Regions from separate parts of the Homo sapiens genome. Here region 1 is linked to region 2. A link is an interaction called in ENCODE POLR2A ChIA-PET data of the cell type or tissue named here. Cell type or tissue: PC-9. All regions are shown on one strand. Links, peaks and the distances in the headings refer to the core of each region. The heading gives the core; the rest is flanking DNA.

The links. Peaks named below come from ENCODE experiments on the same cell type or tissue, not always from the same donor. Only the 100,000 strongest peaks of a DNase experiment are listed, where the experiment ranks them.
Region 1: POLR2A ChIA-PET joins it to region 2 with 12 read pairs; 3 of 35 experiments call an interaction of 5 or more read pairs at or near these places.

The regions. Positions count from the first base shown.
Region 1 is chr22:35,715,540-35,721,707 of GRCh38, forward strand. APOL5 (apolipoprotein L5) reads left to right here and starts at 2,333. Exons shown (of 5, transcript NM_030642.1): 1 at 2,333-2,387; 2 at 5,029-5,115. The coding sequence starts at 2,333. In PC-9, for the core only: no CTCF peak of the experiment used is centred there; no DNase peak of the experiment used is centred there.
Region 2 is chr22:35,903,143-35,909,310 of GRCh38, forward strand. The region is part of intron 2 of RBFOX2 (RNA binding fox-1 homolog 2); the gene reads right to left. Among named protein-coding and RNA genes, the nearest start is that of RBFOX2, 120 kb to the right of the region's middle. In PC-9, for the core only: no CTCF peak of the experiment used is centred there; a DNase peak (open chromatin) is centred at 2,939; H3K27ac peaks cover 927 bases.

The DNA of each region.
Region 1 (6,168 bases), core at 791-5,790, 190 kb before region 2:
GGAGACTGAGGCAGGAGAATCGCTTGAACAAGGGAGGCAGAGGTTGCAAAGCCGAGATCGTGCCACTGCACTCCAGCCTGAGCCACAGAGCAAGACTGTGTATCAAAAATTAAATAAATATATACATACATACATAAAAAAACAAAACTTAGTGTCATGAATGATGAGGTCTTATTCTAAGTGTTGTTCTGTATCTGTCATTTACTGGGTATACACAGAGTAGGCAGGAAAGCGCAGATAACACACATCTCTGCCTTCAAGGTGAAGCTCCGGGCTGCCACAATAAACCACTCACTGCATCAGCTGAAACCTCTGCACTGTACCTATCTATGTAGAGCATAGGAAGAGAGCAAAGAAATAAAAAGCAGAATGCCTAAAATAATGGGACAAATCAAAGTTGAATAATTATAACAAAAAATAATTAATATGAATATGAATAACATTAAGAAAAGTATCAAATTGGGTCAAAATCAGATCTGAGTAATTTTCTACATCCAAGAGATAACCTGAAATAAATAGGACACAAAAGGCCAAAATAACAAGTTAGAAAAACTTACATAGAACCAACAAAAAAAGAAAACAATATTAACATTTAACAGTATTAATTTGTCAGATTTTGTCTTACCATGTACTTGGCAGCATTCCCTGCACCAAATGCATTACTGTACAAGTGGGAGATTTTATGATAAAATAATGAATAATAAATCTCATTACTAAAATCTTTTTATTCTATTGGCTTTTTGTTGTTGTTGAGACAGAGTCTCGCTCTGTCACCCAGGCTGAAGTGCAGTGGTGCAATCTCAGCTCACTGCAACCTCCGCCTCCCGGGTTCAAGAGATTCTCCTGCCTCAGCCTCCTGAGTAGCTGGGATTACAGGTGCCCACCACCACGCCTGGCTAATTTTTGTATTTTTAGTAGAGACTTGTTGGCCAGGCTGGTCTCGAACTCCTGATCTCAGGTGATCCACCTGCCTCAGCTTCCCAAAGTGCTGGGATTACAGGCGTGAGCCACCGTGCCTGGCTTCTATTGGCTTTTATTATAAAACTAACAAGTTACTTTGGTAACAAAGCTCAATAATATAGATGAGTGAAAAGTGCAAAAGTATTTTGTCACCCTAGCCCTAAATCTCCCTCCCTGAGCTAAGCCTGTTCACATTTGGTGTATCTCCTTCGAGAATATTCCCCTACTCCTACATCACATATATAGTACTTAAAAAAAATAAGAAAAGAATATAAAGAACATATTCTTCAACCTCTTTTCTTTTACTTAATATATCCTGGACCTCTTTCTAGGTCAGTTGTACATAGATTTGCCTCGTTCCTTTTCACATCCATAAACCTTTATTTTGTATTGCTCTATTTTCATGTAAACAGTCCCCGGCATGGATTTTTCAAATTGTTTCCATTTCTTTATACAACTTCAAATAACTGGATGAACATCCATACACGTTTGTCTGTTGTGTTGTGTTGTGCCGTTGTGTTGTGTCCGTGGTGGGTGTATTTCTAGAGGTGGGATGCTGAGTGTCAGGCACATGTACTTCTCATGTTAAGAGACATCCCAAGAAGGCCAGGTGCAGTGGCTCACACCTGTAATCCTAGCACTTTGGGAGGCCAAGGAGGGTGGATTGTTTGAGCTCAGGAGTTAGAGATTAGCCTGGGCAACATGGTGAATCTCCATCTCTACAAAAAAAAAAAAAATATATATATATATATATATTAGCTGGGTGTGGTGGTGCACACCTGTAGTCCCCGCCACTTGGGGGGCTAAGACAGGAGGATCACTTGAGCCCGGGAGGTTACTGCAGTGAGCCGAGATTGTGTCACTGCACTCCAGCCCAGGTGCCAAAATGAGACCATCTCCAAATGAAAGAAAAAAAAAAAAGAAAGATACCCTAAATCATCCTTCCAAAAGCCATAGCAGCTGAGCGCAGTGGCTCACGCCTGTAATCCCAGCATTTTGAGAGGCCAAGGCGGGCGGATCACCTGAGGTCAGGAGTTTGAGACCAGCCTGGCCATCATGGTGAAACCCTGTCTCTACTAAAAATACAAAAATTAGCCAGGCATGGTGGCAGGCACCTGTAATCCCAGCTACTCAGAAGGCTGAGGCAGAAGAGTCAGTTGAACCTGGGAAGTGGAGGTTGCAGTGACTGAGACTGCACCACTGCACTCCAGCCTGGGCAGCAGAGAGAAGCTCCATCGCAAAAAAAAAAAAAAAGAAAGAAAAGAAAAGAAAAAAAAATAGGTGAGGACTGGGAGAGACAGGTTTCAGGCATGGAGAAGGGAGTCATATTTATTAATCATATTATAAGCTTAAATTTTAAAAAATCTAAAGCATGCCATGTGGCAAACAAGGAAATTTGCAAGTTCCCGGTTCCAAGGTGTTACCTGGTAAGTTCTTTTAAGCTTTCAGAAAACAAGCAATTCTCACGTTGTACAAATTGTCCCAGAAATAGAAAAAATACGTTACACTATTTTTTATACCCACCATATGCTATTGCTGGGTGGAGATATAGCAGATCCTTGGTTTTAATGAGGGAGATATCATGAGACCCTCTCAATTGCTCAGGTTTGAAAATACTACATCAAATAACTTCCTTTGTAAAGTTTAACTAAAAATGTAAAGTTTAACTAAAAACATAAGCAGCTCTTTAAGCCCCTGCTTGAAGCAGTGTGGCAGCGGGGAAGGGGTCAATCACTGGTTCCATTTCTGGTTAAAGTAGAGGCAGCAGGCAGGACAAGGTGGCGACATTATCAAAGAACTCATCTGGATATCAAAACTGTTATGACCCCAAAGCACGGTTGGGCGCAGTGGCTCATGCCTGTAATCCCAACACTTTGGGAGGCCAACATGGGCAGATCACTTGAGGCCAGGAGTTCAAGACCAGCCTGGCCAACATGGTGAAACCCTGTCTCTATTAAAAATACAAAAAATTAGCCAGGCTGGTAGTGCACACCTGTAGTCCCGTTACTCGGGAGGGTGAGGCAGGAGAATTGCTTGAACTGGGAGATCGCGCCATTGCACTGCAGCCTGGACAACAGACAGAGACCCCGTCTCAAAAAAAAAAAAAAAAAAAAAAAAGACGCCAAAGTGCCATGATAAGGGAGTGTTTCTATAAACATGACAATACATCTTCTCTTAAGGAAATAGCATAGAGTCATCAAAAATAATAGTTATAACAACTGTATAGCAAGATGGAAAATACTTGTATAACATTACATTTTAAAAACAGGGCACGTGGCCAGGCACAGCGGCTCATGCCTGTAATCCCAGCACTTTGGGAGGCCAAGGCAGATGTATCACCTGAGGTTGGGAGTTTGAGACCAGCCTGGCCAACATGGTGAAACCCCCATCTCTACTACAAATAGAAAACTTATCCAGGCATGGTGGTGCGCACCTATAATTGCAACAACTCGGGAGGCTGAGACAGGAGAATCACTTGAACCCAGGAGGCGCAGGTTGCAGTGAGCCGAGATCGCACCACTGCATTCCAGCCTGGGTGACAGTGAGACCGTCTCAAAAATAATAATAATAATAAATAATAATAATAAATAAAAACAGGACACACCATTATAAGTATAAAAGCCATGCGAAAAATAATACGGATTTGAAAAATAACGGGAAGTAGAGAATGAAATCAATAGTTATGTTGCAGGAGAACTAGGGGTGATTTTTGTCAAATTATATTTTTTGTCAAATTTGACTATCTTTTTGTCAAATTATATTGAAAATACATTTAAAGTGATTTTTGAGCAACAAAAGAAGCTGCAATGTGAGAGAGAGTGTCTGAACAAGGTGGACTCTGCTGTGTTGCCTGCCTGGGTAAAACCAACCACCATCCCGCCCACGAGCCTTGTCATCAGGCAGGTGTCATTCAGCAGGGACTGGACTGTGCCTCTCTCAGGGCTATAGATGATAGGCACTGGACAGAATGAGCGTTCACTTGCTCCCAAGTTAAAAATGTTATCAATTAACATGGCCCCGATTGTCTTGGTGCCTATCATTGTGTTGTTGGATGATTCTCAGAAGACTTTTGTGACTTAACGAAATGGGAAAAGTTCCCTTATCCCCCTTGCACAGTATAAAACGGGGTGTGGCTCACTTCTTCGGTGCCCTGCGGCTCAAACCCCTAGGGGGAGCATGCGGACCGGCAGGTCTTGGGGAGCGTGGGCTCCGACCCCACAGCAGCCCCATCTAGGGTTGAGTGTTTGCAGCTCCCGAGCCCCAGTGAGCTTATCGGAAGGACAAAGCAGAGGGTCTAATTTCTGTACTCCAGGGTTCTAACCCTAGTATGCCAGAAAAATTGGATCACACGTGGGCTTGGAGAGTGAGTGCAAGGTTTTATCGAGTGTAGTTCTCAGCAGATGGATGGGGAGCCAGAAAGGGGATGGAGTGGGAAGGTGGTCTTCCCCTGGATTTGGGCCACTCAGCGGTTCTCCTCCAACTGCCTTTGGCTAAATTCCATGTCATTCAGCCGTGGATGACCTGTCAGCATCCGCCGGTGTATTCTTCTTCCTGTGTGTTCCTCTCGATGTCCAGCTACTTGTGTGTGTCTGCCTGTTAGGTGGGGATATGGCGGGCCAGAGTGGTCTTAGAAAATGCAGCATTTGGGAGCGAAAGCAGAAATGCTTGTCCTCACTTAGATCCATGGGCCCAGGCCCGAGGGTGGAACCCTCACCGGGGACCATGCCTTTATGTAAGCAGCACTTCCCTGCCTGCTCCCATATCATTAACGTATAACGTCAACATTTCAAAAGTGCTTTACCAATCTACTTTGCCACTAGAAGCCTAAGCGATTTCCAGTTTTATTGCATCCTAGTCAACCTTGGGCATTCCCATGGTTTGTTTGTTTAAAATCATTAGACAAAAATCATGTGACATTTCTGAGACATTAAGATTTTTGTTGTATTCTTTTTTTTTTCTAATTCTCCAATATTGTAATTAGACAGCCAACTTTCCCGGAGCACTGTTATGTCTTTTCGGGCTGAGATGACTCAAGAAGAAATGTCCCTGATCCTTGTCCATCTCCAGGCTTGGGAGAAGGTTGTAAAGAAATGTGGCTTCGAAAGGTAATCTACGGAGGTGAGGTCTGGGGGAAGTCCCCAGAACCTGAGTTCCGTGAGGGCAGAGAACAGGCTGTTATGCTTATGGCCACAATCCCAGCATCCAAAACAGTGTCTGTCACAGACCCAGCACTCAATGAGTATTTGGGTTTTGTTTTGTTTTGAGACAGAGTCTCTTCTCTGTTGCCCAGGTTGGAGTGCAGTGGCACGATCTCGGCTCACTGCAACCTCTGCCTCCCAGGTTCAAGTGATTCTCCTGCCTCAGCCTCACGAGTAGCTGGGATTACAGGCGCCCGCCACCACGCCCGGCTAATTTTTATATTTTTTGTAGAGATGGAGTTTCCCCATGTTGGCCAGGCTGGTCTTGAACTCCTGATCTCAAATGCTCCACCCGCCTCGGCCTCCCAATGTGCTGGGATTAGAGGTGTGAGCCACCGTGCCCAGCTGTCAATAAGTATTTGAATGAAGGAATAAAATCTGATTGTTAATATCCAGATCTGTAGCCACCTTCATAGGATGAAACATACAAATGGGTTCCAACCAAGTTGGCTGAAGTGTTGCTCATGTTGTCTCATGTGCAATTGGAGATATGCAAAAAAGATAAAATGTACACATCCGCATAAAAAATATCTTAGTAAAAAAAATGTAAAACCTTTGGTAAGGGCAGGCACGGTGGCTCACGCTTGAAATCCTAGCACTTTGGGAGGCCAAGGTGGGCGGATCGCTTGAGGTCAGGAGTTCAAGGACAGATTGGCCAACATGGTGAAACGTCATTTCCACTAAAAATACAGAAATTAGCTAGGTGTGGTGGAGCATGCCTGTAATCCCAGCTACATGGGAGGCTGAGGCAGGAGAATTGCTTGAACCCGGGAGGCGGAGGTTGCAGTGAGCCAAGATTGCACCACTACTGCACTCTAGCCTGGGCGACAGAGCAGGGCTTCATTTAAAAAAAAAAAATCCTTTGGTAATGGTAAGTACATTGGTATACTGATAGATGCCCAGACACATGGCTTAGAGGGCAATGGAATCCTAGAAGCAGAATTTGCTGGTTTTCTCCCAATCCAGGAATATTCCTTCCTGGGTCTGCCTTCACCCTTTCCCAACCCAT
Region 2 (6,168 bases), core at 839-5,838:
CTTGAAAAAGTTGTTGTCTATATCTGTCTCAATTTCTTCACTTCTCATTTTCTTCAATCTACTCAAAACAAAGTTTCCAAGCCCTCCACTCCATTAAATCAACTTATCAAGGTCTACTACTTCCACATTTATCTGACCTCTTAGCAGGATTCAACAAAGCTGACAATCTTCTTAAAACATTCTCTTCTTCTGGCTTCTGAGATACTACAATGCCATTTTTTTTGTTTTTTCATGCATCACTGGTTACTGTTTCAGTATCTTTTTATGGCTTCTCCCTCGACAGACCTCTAAAAGGCAAGTGTTCCTTGGGGTTCAATCCTGAGTCATCTTCTCTAAGTTGTCTCATCCATTCCCATCACTTCAAATACCATCAACATGTTAATAACTACCAAGTTACACCCCTAGCAGAGACCTCTCCCCATGCTCCAATATGACTACTTAGCTGTCACACAAGCATGTCAAACTCAACATGCCCAAAATTGGGTCCTTAATTCTCCACCATCACCACCCTTGAAGTCCCCTGGTACTACCTGACAATTATGAAAGCCAGAAACCCTTCCTTCACCCCTCATCCCTCACATCCAACCTACAGCAACTTCTGTGTGTGTGACTTCACTTGACCTCCACTGCCTTAAACCACCTTAACCCAAGCCACCATCATCTCTTTCCTGAATATCACACTAGTTTCCCCATTTCCATTGTTGCTCCCTTCCAAAACACCATCACACAGCAGCCAGAGAAACTCTGTAAAACAAACACCAGATCTTATCACTCTCCTACTTCCACGGCATCACATTACATTTTTCTTTCCAAACTCCTTATGATGGTCTTTAAGGTCCTATATGACCTGCTATGTGCCCACTTCTCCAACCTCACTTCATACCATATCTCCTCTCAATCACTATTCTAAAGACACTGATTTTGTGTCAATTCCTCTCCCCCATACCCCTTAATTCCCTCTTTCTGAAATCCCTCCTCGTTCCACCTTCATTCTTTGCAAGCCAGGCTCCTTCTTATCTTTTAGAACTCAGCTTAAATATCACTTCCTCAAATAAAACTCTCCAGACTCCTCTATCTAGTTGGAGGTCTTTCCCCACAAGCCCGTACTCTCTGTTACTGTGCCCTGTTTATGTTCTTCCTAGCAGTTACCAAAATCTTTAATTATTTATGCTTTTTTTGGTTACAGATTTCTCCATTAGAAAGTAATGTTTTGTGTATGTCAGATACAACTGAAATCTTCTACTATGAAACGCTTTATCCTTTGACTTTTTGTTAGGGAAGGTCAAAGTTATTTGCAGGAGTTTCTGGCACTCAGGCAACTGTCTAACCAAGTCCTATAAATAAAGTTAGAGTGCTACTAATTTCACCCTAGTTACCAAAAGGACTCACAGCTTTGCCACAGATACAAACCACAAATAAATGCTGGTAACAATGGCTTTAAAATGCTACACTGTGAAATAATCATAACGTCAATATGAAAAGGCAGTTCCAATTTAATCATTTACTTTAAGCTAATCTGATAATCTACATTCCAAATTGTCTCCCTTCCAAAACTATAAATTTATTCTTCTCAGCACAATAATAGCATCCCAGTTCAAGCTCTCCTCTAATCAAGCTTGCTGTATATAAGTTAGTTAACTAGAGTCTAGAACTACGTCGTCTAACACGCAGCCAGCTGTCATATGTGGTTATGTGAATTTAACTTAATTAAAATTAAAATTTCAGTTACTTAATACTAGCCACATGTCAAGTGCTCAAGAGCCACGTGAGGATAGTGGCTATCATAATGGATAGGGCAGACATAAAACATTTCTATCATCACAGAAAGGTCTATTAGACAGAGCTGTCCTAGAACACGGTAATAACCAGGAAGCAAAAAGGCCCTCTAGGTATCCAGAATTCCAAAACATTCATTCCAAAATTTTCATCGGCAGGAAAACTCCATCAGACCTTCTCTCTGAATCTATTTATTTTTATTTTAGGAATATTTCTGTCCTGGTTATCTGGCTAATTGTCCACCAAAAATTTACAAAGCAAATTAAGAAAAGGAACTGGGAAGCAGTGGGGAATAAGTACCAGAGGAAAAAGGAATATTATGTTAGAGGCAGCCAACATAGGAAACAAGAAAGATGAAGAGAAAAAAAATCTAAAAAGCAGGTAAAATAGATAGATGATATATGTCAAAATGGTGCCACTTAGTAAGGCAAAACCAGCAAAAGCTCCTGAAATATTACTCTTTTATATTCCTAAACAATACTGATGCTGATACCTGTGTTAAAACCATTTAAAAATGCCCACTATTTTACTGTTAAGAAGAAATAAATTTTATAGTTATACAACACAATTTAGAAGGATTTATTTCTGAAATGACTGAATCTTAAATACCTTGGTCTTTAAAGAAGGGAAAATCCTCTCAGCTGGTTAGGATACTCAGCCATGAAGAAGAGAAATATTCTGCACAAATTCAAGAGTTCAGTCCCTTGAATATGAATGAATGCGTTTACAGAGCAGGTATAGATATGTAAGTAAGACATGACTCTCCTGTTTAATGAATTATGGCTTATCCATACAGTGAAACACTGAACAGTATAGCCTTGGGGGAGGGGGATGAGGAAGCTCTTAAAATACCATTATGAAATACTCTAATAGAGTCATGCACTGCATAGCAATGTTTCAGTCAATGATGGAACACATATGTCATGGTGGTCCCGTAAGATGATAATGCCATGTTTTTACTGTGCCTTGTCCATGCTTAGATATGTTTAAATATGAAAATATTTGCCATTGTGTTACAATTGCCTACAGTAATCAGTAGAGTAACATGCTGTACTGGTTTGCAGCCTAAAGGCATTAGGCTGTACCATATATAATATATAGTCAGGTATATATCTAGGTTTGTGTAAGTACATTCTATGATGTTTTCACAATGAAGTCACCTAATGACACATTTCTCAAAAAGTATCCTTATCATTAAGCCATGCATACCGCATATGTCATTAAGTGGAAAAAAGAAAGGTTTAGCAATGGTTTTAAAACCAGTGGTTTTTTAAATGGGAGGAAAAGATCAAAGGAGGAATTATACACAAGAAGTAAAAAACACCCAGTGCCTGTAGGGGAAAGACACTGGGAACTCAAGACAGGAATGGGAGAGCAACTTTTCACGATATGACCATTTTCTACTTTTAAAATATTAACTTATGTAAATGTTATTTATTCAAAATACAATAATCATACATTTTATAAAAGTGAGTTCTCTATCCCTAAGAAATGTATAATCTAATGACTTACCCAGGCTTCAAAAAACAAAAGAAAAAAAATCACACTTTTTCCTTTACCAATGGTCAGATATTTAAATATTTCACACATACTTTATTCTTACTTAAAACCTCATTCTATGGCCTGGCACAGTGGCTCATGTCTGTAATCCCAGCACTTTCTGGGGCTGAGGCAGGCAGATCTCTTCAGGTCAGGAGGCCAGCCTGGCCAACAGAGTGAAACCCCATCTCTACTAAAAATACAAAAATTAGCCGGGCGTGGTGGCACACACCTGTTAGTCCAGCTACTTGGGTGGCTGAGTCACAAGAATTGCTTGAACCCAGGAAGTGGAGGCTGCAGTGAGCCAAGATCACGCCACTGCATCCCAGCCTGGCCAACAGAGCAAGACTCTGTCCCAAACAAACAAACAAACAAACAAAAAACCAAAAAACTTTCTATACCATTTGAATTTCCATTTCCAACAAACTAATCAATTTTGGAAAAAAACTCAAACTTGATCTTAAAATGGAAACTGCAGTGATCCTTACCATAATCTTGTATTATTTAGCTTTTAAAAAATCTTTGCATAAAAGTATATACATTTCAAGAAAAAAATCATCTTGTTGGAAAACATGGCAAAGACTGGTTGAAAATCTCCCAGGGAAGCCGCAGAATGGTCTTCTGTATCATGTGGGAGATAAGGCTGGGTCACTCTGATAGGCCCTGGAGCTGAGAATGTTAGTGGCTTCCCAATATCCTCTCTTCTCTTCTTCCTTAGTAACAAAACCCCAGTTTTCATTTTAGCATATTACTGTACACGCTTCCCCAGAAAAGGACTACATCTTCCATCCTCCACTACAGCTACATATGGCCCTAAGACTAATTCCGACTAATGAGATATAAGCAGAAATGTTACATGGAACTTCCTGGAAGTTTTCTTAGGTAGGGGAGGGGACACCCCTCTTTTCTTCCTCTCAAACTGCTTTGTGGAAAGGGGGAAATGATGGCTGAATCATCTAGGCCCATCCTACAGTCAGAGAAGTAAACAGCAGTAAGGATCTTAGATCCTTGGTAACCAGACAGCGCCATATTAGCCTGGACTGCCTAATTTCAGACTTCTTTTTCATGAAAGACAAATGAATCTCTCTCTTGTTAAGATTCTGTGTGGGGAAGAGGAGATTGTTATATGCAGCTGAACTTAATCCTAAATGTTTTCAATAATAAATTATTTACTTTAACTTACAAATCAAAACTCGATTTTTTTTTTTGAAACAGAGTGTCGCTCCGTCGCGCAGGCTGGAATGCAGTGGCGTGACTCCAGCTCACTGCAACCTTCACCTCCCGGATTCAAGAGATTCTTGTGCTCAGCCTCCCAAGTAGCTGGGATTACAGGTACCCACCACCATGCCCAGCTAATTTTTGTATTTTTAGTGGAGACGGGTTTTTGTCACATCGGCCAGACTGATCTCGAACTTCTGACCTTAAGAGATCTACCTGCCTCGACCTCCCAAAGTGCTGGAATTACAGGTGTGAGCCACTGTGCTCTACCCAAAATTCAATTTCACTTGAAACAACAGAAAGCTTTATGCACATCAACAGTGTGCACATTTGATGACCAAAACAGAGACTGTCAAAGAATCTTGAAATGTCTATTTCAAATGTTTAGGCCAAGAAGTCAACTGGTGTATCACTCTGATCTACTATCCATAACTATTCCACACCAAAATGATAGAAATAAAATTTTAACTTAACCATTCTTGAATTCGTATAATGAGAAACAGTCAAATATGGATACACTCAGTTTCTTCACCTGCAAAATGGAGTTAATAATGCCTACATTACAGGGATGTTGTCAAACCCAAATAGAGAACAAATGTTCTTCAACTTACAATGGGATTTTGTCCCTATAAACTCATCATAAGTTGAAAATATAGTAAGTCAAAAATGCATTTAACACACCTAACCTACCAAACATCATAGCTTAGCCTAGCCTATCTTAAACATGCTCAGAACACTTACATTAGGTTACAGTTGGGTAAAATCATTTAACACAATGCCTATTTTATAATAAAGTGTTGAATATCTCATGTAATTTACTGAATATTATAATAAAAGTGAAAAAATGGGTACTCAGATGGTTTCTACTGAATGAACATTGGTTTCTACTGAATGTGTATTGCTTTTGTACCATTGTAAAGTCAGAAAACTGTTAAGCAGAACCATTCTAAGTTGTGGATGGTTCAACATCTGTATGTTAGGCTATTATGTAAACAGAGCAATATATACTATTGTTATCATTACAATTACCACCACAATAGCCAATTGGTAAATATGAGTCACAAAATAAAAAATACTAGATGAAACCTATTAAATAGGCAGAAACTTAGGTTTGGGGCTCAAGGAATTCAGTGAACTTGCCAAGCCTCTTTCATCCAATTTCTCATCTATTTTTTTTTTTTTTTTGAGATGGAGTCTCGCTCTGTCACCCAGGCTGGAGTGCAGTGGCATGATCTCAGCTCACTGCAACCTCCACCTCCCAGGTTCACACCATTCTCCTGCCTCAGCCTCCCAAGTAGCTGGGACTACAGGCGCCCGCCACCACGCCTGGCTAATTTTTTGTATTTTTAGTATAGACAGGGTTTCACTGTGTTAGTCAGGATGGTCTCGATCTCCTGACCTCGTGATCTGCCCACCTCGGCCTCCCGAAGTGCTGGAATTACAGGAGTGAGCCACTGCGCCCAGCACATCTCGCTATCTTTCAGAAAATCATTGTTATCAGGTTTGGTGCAGTGGCTCATGCTTCTTGTTGCAGCTGCTCAAGAGGCCAAGGTGAGAGGATCGCTTGGGGCCAGGAATTTGAGACCAGCCTAAGCCACATAGCAAAACCCAGTCTCTTAAACATATATATATGAA